2 separate regions of the Homo sapiens genome follow, and region 1 is linked to region 2. A link is a contact called in ENCODE Hi-C or POLR2A ChIA-PET data. All regions are on one chromosome and are shown on one strand. The core of a region is the stretch at or near the end of the contact, and the rest is flanking DNA. Distances in the headings are between cores, read along the strand shown.

Evidence for each region. A loop is a pair of places that touch in the nucleus more often than their neighbours do. ChIA-PET counts read pairs that join two places held with the same protein, here RNA polymerase II (POLR2A). Pooled maps may share reads with other maps.
Region 1: a loop to region 2 is called in a map of psoas muscle, with 2.3 times the contacts of the local background. The contact joins the enhancer-like site here to the promoter of ZNF397 in region 2. A Hi-C loop is called at or near these places in 1 of 168 maps with a recorded cell type or tissue (psoas muscle) and 4 of 50 pooled maps. POLR2A ChIA-PET finds 5 or more read pairs at or near these places in 3 of 52 experiments (GM12878, HepG2 and OCI-LY7).

The regions. Positions count from the first base shown.
Region 1 is chr18:34,879,118-34,883,057 of GRCh38, forward strand. It overlaps DTNA (dystrobrevin alpha), which reads left to right. Exons shown (of 23, transcript NM_001386795.1): 20 at 434-602; 21 at 2,952-3,084. Among named protein-coding and RNA genes, the nearest start is that of DTNA-AS1, 110 kb to the left of the region's middle. Within about 2 kb of position 1,359, at least 3 of the 41 ENCODE cell types and tissues checked have a DNase peak (open chromatin) inside an H3K27ac peak, as active enhancers do.
Region 2 is chr18:35,238,328-35,242,384 of GRCh38, forward strand. ZNF397 (zinc finger protein 397) reads left to right here and starts at 2,707. Exons shown (of 4, transcript NM_001135178.3): 1 at 2,707-2,782. RefSeq lists enhancers at 2,389-2,498, 2,444-2,969 and a silencer at 2,759-2,888.

The sequences.
Region 1 (3,940 bases), core at 109-2,608, 360 kb before region 2:
TTAAGTGATAGGGTTCACTTAATATTTTAAGTTCATATTTTAAGCATTTTAGGTGAATATTTTATGGTTAGGATTAGGTTTTAACTCATAGTTCTTAAATTAGTGTAATATTAAGCAAAAGTAACAATTTTAGTTAAGTCTCTTACAGAAAGGAAAAAGTAGAAGTCTTAAAGAGTTAAGTCAGTTACTAAGATGGCAAAAATTCCTCATAACATTTCTGAGATTTTAAAAATGCTGTATACCAAATGATTTTATAGTAATTCATGTCAATATCAATTCTTATTTTGAAACAATAAAAATGTATTTGATTAAAATATGATAACTGGTTAACATTTTACACAGCACAGGTTGATTTGTGAAGCCTACTCCTTTATTTGCAGGTCATAAAAAAATCTAACGAGTCATTCTTTATTTCTTCAATTGTATCTGCTAGAGGTTGGGAGTGAAACAGAGAGTAATGTGGATTCTGAATTTGCACGGACTCAGTTTGAGGATCTTGTTCCCTCACCAACCTCTGAAAAGGCTTTTCTAGCGCAAATCCATGCCCGAAAACCTGGGTACATTCACAGTGGAGCTACCACAAGTACCATGCGTGGCGACATGTGAGTATCTTCCGCTTGGAAGCATTTTCTCAGTAACAAAACAATCTGTAGGAGACAATAAGAAAGTAAAAGCATAATTGTTTAGGGTTTTTTTAACCTTCAGAAGGGGTGACATAGTTTTCTGTTCTGCCAGAGATATAGAAGGGTGCTACATTTAAATTCGGCATTGTAATATTTCCCCTCTTACAATTTCCAGAGAGTTATCAATAACCTAAACCAACCAGTGCCTATCAAGAGCCTGCCTTGCCCAAGGCACATTGCTAGTGCTATACAAAATAGTATTAAAAAACTGCTGCCACCCTTTTAGGACTCACAGACTAGTTCAGGAGATAAATCATCCTATCTTCTGAACTTATTGTATTTGCACTTAGAGGATACCATGACATTGGAGAGGTCTCTGTCCAGAATTGGTGTAAACAACATCACATAAGTATTTGGAATTGAAATAAGTACATGTATAAAATCTCATTATAAAGAAATCCAGTTTGGTTGACTTGTTGAATTTGTATGAATCTGACCCTCCAAAGACTTATTTGCAAAAGTTTTCACCCAGTTCTGGAGCTTGTCAGAAACCAGCAGCATCAGTAACGTCCCCACTAGACTTTCTGTGACCCTGGATCAGCTCAAATTAGTCAACAGAGAAAACCAAAGCTGAGAAACAAAGGCAAAGCTGGGACAGAGCTGCAGAGCCCAACTTGGGAGAAAAAGGAGAAAAACAAAAGAAATGAAGAAAGTGGCCCATTAAATGACCATGGTTCATGGAGTTATGGGAAATGTGGGCAAAGGCTGACCCAAAAGCTGGGGGAGGGAGTTTCTGAATGCTAAAAATACTTCAGAAGGGTGATGTTGCTTAATATGAAAAGTACTTCAGACTAGTCTATAAAAATAAACTGGCCATTTTAAAGACTCAGAGAAGAAACTAAACAGAGGCCTTTCTGGTGTTTGGCTCTCCATCCAAGCAGTGAATAAACAATCAGTAATCATGGAGAATTATCAAGAGGTGTGGTCTGAGAGTCAGCTATGAAGCAGCAGAGAGTAGGATCAAAACAAAACCATTATCATGGGACTTAACATGGCAGTACGCTGCTGCTTAATATAGTTTGCTTTCTTGTCCTTTCTTCTGTATTCTAGAATTGTTGGATTTGTTATTCAAAATGGTGAATTAGTTGTCATCTGTTTTGTCTGGTAAATTCATATCTATTTGACTTTTTATTATTAAGCATTTATATGGCAGTTAGCTAGAATTTCCTTGTCCTAATTCTAAAATCCAAGACTATTGAGGCCACCCTAATCTGCTAGCCCTGGTATGCTGAGTAGCAGTACCAGCTACCAACATGTGACTCAGGAGTTAGGGAAGGAAAGTTAACAGAGTCCTGGGCAGACCCATTTAGCCTGGCCCCAAACCTCCAAAAATAACCAGAACATGTTGTACAGCTATAAATAAACGCAAACAACGACATTTAAGTTCCAACCTAGAAACTTCTTCTTGACCACTTATTTCATTTTAGGGAATAATTTAATATTTCTATTGTCTAAACATGTACTTGTGTTTTACCCTGAGACTCTTTTAGTCCTATGATTTAGGTAGTGAGTTTATGTCCAGCCCCATGAAAAGCTTTGCATAGTCTAGGATGAATAGATGGAGACAGAGTCCCACATTAGGGAATGAGGTCATTTTTATCTATTTATTTGATAGTGGAATTGGATAATTAAAATGCTTTTTTTTTTTTTTTTTTTTTTTTTCAGATTTAGAGCTAAGGTCAAGAGTTATGGGTTAGTAGCCCTCCTGGCATTGACTAGCTGATATTCTAAGACTTAATTCTATAAAAATAAGGCATGAATGTGGTATGCATGCATATGTGTATGTGCATGTATGTGCGTATGTGTAACACAAAAGAGGTTAAATTATAACCAAATGTCCTTAAGCATTATTTCACTAGAGGGCTCACTCTCCACACAGAAAGTGATCTTGGGTTCTATTTTAAACAAGAATAAAAAGAGCCCTCAGATTGGGAAAACTTTGTATCCCCTCAAAAGATGTTTGCCATTTTTTAAATTATAGAACATTTAAAGGGCCAACCCATTCCAGTAAACCCTAGGAAAAGATAAATGACCAATGATCGCAACTGCCATAAAAAAATTGTGTATGAAAATACCTTGATCATATATCGCTTCAAACCTCCAAAATGTTTCCAAGTTTTTTTTAGGTATTACTAAAGAAGACATGAAAGTGACTTGGAGAACTAAGGGGAAATAAAGGTGCCAACGAAACTACAGCTCACACATGAATCCCGCTTGTAATTCTCTTTTAAGATTTGCTCTAACATGTCATCTGTGGTTTATTTTCAGGGTTACGGAGGATGCAGATCCCTATGTGCAGCCTGAAGATGAAAACTATGAAAATGACTCTGTCCGGCAGCTGGAGAATGAGCTCCAGATGGAGGAATACCTGAAACAGAAGCTGCAAGATGAAGCTTATCAGGTACAGGGATCCAGGCCCACCCCACCCCACCTCTTCTGCCTCAACCCCTTGGTAGCTGGGTCTTTGACATGACTTGCAGAATCAGAGCCTTCTTCCTTCCACCCTCCCTTTTCAAAATACACTGATTTCACTCCTTAATCCGTGTCTTTTAGACAGTAAACATTTTAAATACTTCTTTTTTTTTTAAGACAGAATTTCACTCTGTTGCCTAGGCTGGAGTGCAGTGGTGTGATCTTGGCTCACTGCAACCTCCGTCTCCCTGATTTAAGTGATTCTCCTGCCTCAGCCTCCCGAGTAGCTGGGACTACGGGCATGCACCACCACGCCCAGTTAATTTTTGTATTTTTTAGTAGAGAAGGGGCTTCACCATATTGGCCAGGCCAGTCTTGAACTCCTGACCTCGCGATCCACCCACCTCAGCCTCCCAAAGTGCTAGGATTACAGGCGTGAGCCACTGCACCCACTCTTATAGCTGTCACTCACCATGTATTCTTTTAAATTCTGCCCTAGAAAGTGATAAACAGCCTTCTTATATTGGAAAAAAACAAGGTAACTAACAGTCCAGACTCTTTCAGGCCCATTAAGAAAGATGCTTTTTCTCATAATTATTTTTAAATGGATACAAAGAACAGGGCACGAGGAAATTGAATAAGCATAAACCCACCACTTCCCTTGAATTATTTGCCCTCAGTCTTCCTCATTGCCCACCTCATGCCAAGTGTAAGTAGGAGAATGGCAAAATTCCTGGAGAAATGTTGGGGGAACTGCAGGCCTGTGTTCATCAAGGTATGGACGGACAGATTTTCAGATGTACTGGAGTATGTTAGCCACCTGAAAATTCACTGAACATGACATA
Region 2 (4,057 bases), core at 1,457-3,956:
GTTGCTCTCTCAGTGGGAACTTAAACTATGTCCCAGAAACTGGCTCTAGATCTCTAATCTACATCTCTTGCAAGTAAGTAATTACTAATATTTTATATTTTAAACATAGGTAACATCTTATAAGGAAGGACAGGAGTCTGGATTTTTTCTCAGTGTCTCACTTTCTTACCTATACAAGGGAATCAGATTACCTATCAAAGCAGATATTACTGTTGCAAATTCAACATTCATCTATTTATCTCCCTTTTCTGCCTTTTTAACACAGCCCTAATTTCATGCATTCTCCCCAGAGTGTCTGTGTCCTTTAGGAGAGGCTGGCCTTCTCCTTAGCCCTGGGATATAAATTTCAATTGTCCTAATCCCACCATGGAGGCCTTACCTCCCTTGTTAGTGATAGACATAAGCACTCAAAGCAATTTCAGTTAATAAGACATGATGGAGAAATCTATCAGGGAAAAAGAGTTTCCTTAATCGTATAAAGGGGCAAAAGATAAAGGTGTTCCCCTTTTTGGTCTCTGAACATTATCTGTAATCTGGAACTGAGGAAATCATTTTAGGACCATAAAGGAAGCCAGACTGGAGAACAACACACTTAAAGATGGCAGAGCCAAAAGAAGGAAGAAACCTGTGTCCTTGACAATATTGTCCAGATGCAGAAGTAACCAACCCTGGGAATGATTTTATCTCCATGCATCTAGCTATTAGGATTTGTTTTTAAAAGGCTTGAACAATAAGGACATTTAGTAAGGTTCCTGTTACTGCAGCCAAAAGCATTTCAACTGATATGCCTTCTCTCTTTCAATAGTTTCACTCTTACATAGTAGGTTTCTCAATATAACAAGGTGTGTTAGGTTGGATGCAAAGATAACTGCCAAAATTTCCTCCTATGATCAAGCTGCTTAATGTCTATTTCCCTTTTCCACCATTCTAGTCCTTCTGTCATGGAATACTGCAGAAAAATATAATGCCAGTTCCAGACTCAGGCTTTAAGAGAATTAGCATCTTTCCTCCTCCTTAACTCTCTTGGAAGCCAGTCACCATGTAAGAAAGCTTAGGCTAAACTCCTGAATGGAGAGAGGCCTTGTGGAGAAGAATCAAGTAACTTCAACCAAGAGGCAACACCAAGACTTCAGCAATTTGAGTGAAGCCATCTTGGACCTTCCACCCCAGTTAAGTGAAGATAGCTGACACATCATAAAGCAGACTAGCCATCTCCGCTAAGCCCTTCCTGAATTCCTGGCAACAGAACTGTGAGCAATAAAACATCTGCTGTTTTTAGTCACTAAGTCTTGAAGTGGTTCATTATGAAGCAATTGATAATTTATAAACAAATTAATATTATTTGGTTTTTTGCTTTGTAAAATTGCTGTAGTCATTTCACAATGATAAAATTATTTAGTGAGTCACTAATAGCTTTGAATGCTAACGAACATTTTTCTCAAATATGTGTTTTAAGTCTTGGCTCACAAAGGAGAATTTGTTTCTATGTATGTATGTATCGCTTTGTTATTATCCTGTGTACTTTTTTAATATAACATTTTAAAAATATGTAACATTTAAACATGTAAAATGTAACGTTTTAAAAATAAATACAAATAAATGGGAAACGATTTGCAACAAACGAGTTGCTATCCTTAATAAGCAAAAAATTCTCACAAATAAAAAAGAAAAATCTTACTCCCTTAATTTTTTAAATGGGAAAAGCCATCTCTGAAGAACCATAAATGGTCAGTAAACATGAAGGGGGACTATCTTAAGCTCACAAAGTTGAAACATGAGGCATCATTTTTCACCGACTAAATAGCCAAAGAAAAATTTAAACAGTGAGACAATACCAGCAAGCTTCCACTGAAGAACGGGAAGACCCTAAGATAGGCTCCAGGAGTCTACGATACCAGTCTCCTTGAACTATGGGGACGTGGACGTCCCTGGTCACAAGTTGCCTGACTTTGGGCGATGTCTACGGCTGTAAATTTGGGATTATATAGCCACAGCACAGAACTGTTGTAAGGCTCCAGTGATACTCATAGGCAAAAGCAATATAAGTGACTGTTAGTTTTTGTTCAGCCTATTCATCCTTACATTTACTTTTGTCGGAAAAGAACTGGAATCACAGGAAAATCTGAGGTTTTTTTTTTTTTTTTTTTTTTGAGACAGAGTCTCGCTCTGTCGCCCAGGCTGGAGTGCAGCACATCTCAGTTCACTGCAAGCTCCGCCTCCCGGGTTCACGCCATTCTCCTGCCTCAGCCTCCCGAGTAGCTGGAACTACAGGCGCCCGCCAACATGCCCAGCTAAATTTTTGTATTTTTAGTAGAGACGGGGTTTCACCGTGTTAGCCAGGATGGTCTCTATCTCCTGACCTCGTGATCCGCCCGCCTCGGCCACCGCGCCCGGCCGAAAATCTGAATATTTTAATGGAAAACTGGGAGTGAGATTCGGGAATTACTTGAGACCAACAATGATGGGTGGTGCCAGGAGAAAGCCAGGGTGGGAACGGCCCAGGCGAGATGCGGGACCCTCCAGGTGCCGCCGCTCACAAGGACCCCTGACTCCTAGCGCACCCTCCCCTGGCCTTGGAGATTCCGCCGGGCTAGCGGCTACCGGGAGAAGGCGGTGGAAACTGTAGAGCCCGCGGCTCTGATTGGCTACCTCAGAGCAAGGGGCGGGGCGGCGGAGGACCCGAAGGGCGCGAGAGCGGAACACTGCGTACGCGCACTTCCGGTCTTTGTGGCTTGCAGCTCGGGGTGGGTGGCTCATTTCCTGGCCGCTCCTGGGCTTCGCGGTGAGGGACGTGGGCCCCTAGGAAGAGGGAGGTGGGGTTGGGAGCGCGCGCCGGACAGTGGAGGAGCTCCGCTCCTCGGCCTGCCCATCCCCAGGTCGCGGCCCTTTGGCCCGCGCGGCGTCTCCAAGCGACTGGGGAACTCAGAGGAGGCCAGCACTCAAACTCCTGCTTTCCAAAGGAAAACGCAGTTCCGCTGACCCCGTGACTTCGTAAATGCTGCGGTTTAACCAAGGATATAAAAATAGAAGGGCTAGTTAGTTAGTTAGTTAGTGCGGCCGGACTGGTTAAACCTTAAATTTGTAGGCTAAATATTTTAATTCATCTCTTAACGTTAACCGTAGTGTGAGGAATGAATTTTACTCATCTGTCCTGACAAACTAAGGGCATACATTCCTATCGATATCTCGCCATCCTAAAAGCAGGTCAAGTTTGGTCTGTGTCACAACATTTAATACCTATTTGTTACCATATTTTGCTTTTGAACATTTTTAGTCTTGGGATATTCTAAGCTTTTTCAGAACTGATACGGATCTCTTTGCTGCTTTTGTGTATGTGATACCTATCATGTTTTTGAACACATGGTAAGCATTTTACAGATACGTCTTGGTTCTTGGTCAATTCCTCTGTAGACTCGTTTATTCATAAGCAAAAATCTTAATGCTCAGTAAGTGCCTCAGTGTTTGTTGAAGTAATTCGGTAAACACCAAATGCGATCAAATGACAAATATCCAATATTTACATCAACTCATGTTTAATGTGAACTTTTAAAAAAACGTTATTACTGCCTTAAATGAAAATCAACATTACTTGCTTTAGATAGAAAGTAAGTAAAAATAAATGTTTAAAATCAGTATTACTAAATTCTGCCTAAATATTTTTACTCTTGGAAGTCTGATTCTGAAGCCTGTATTTTATTTAAAAGAGAGTTCTACAAGTTTTATTAATACATACATGTTAAAGATAGACTTTTCTCCTTGATACAATCAGAATTGAAAGAATTGGAAAGGAAATTTTCTCACTATGTGATTGATGTTAATGTTGCATTCACATTCTTAGGCTTCTAAAATAGTTTTTTCTAACATTAGTGGTAGGAATTCTTCATAATGGGAGACACTAATTGAGGTTAATGATTTTTAGTTTATCATCACATTATTGTTTTATTTAGTGATAGCCCCAAATCTACTCCCTTTCAATATATTACTAAAGTTACTCATCTTTCTTATTACAAGTACTTAGAGATTTTATTGATTGCTGTAAGTTAACTGCTTTTATATC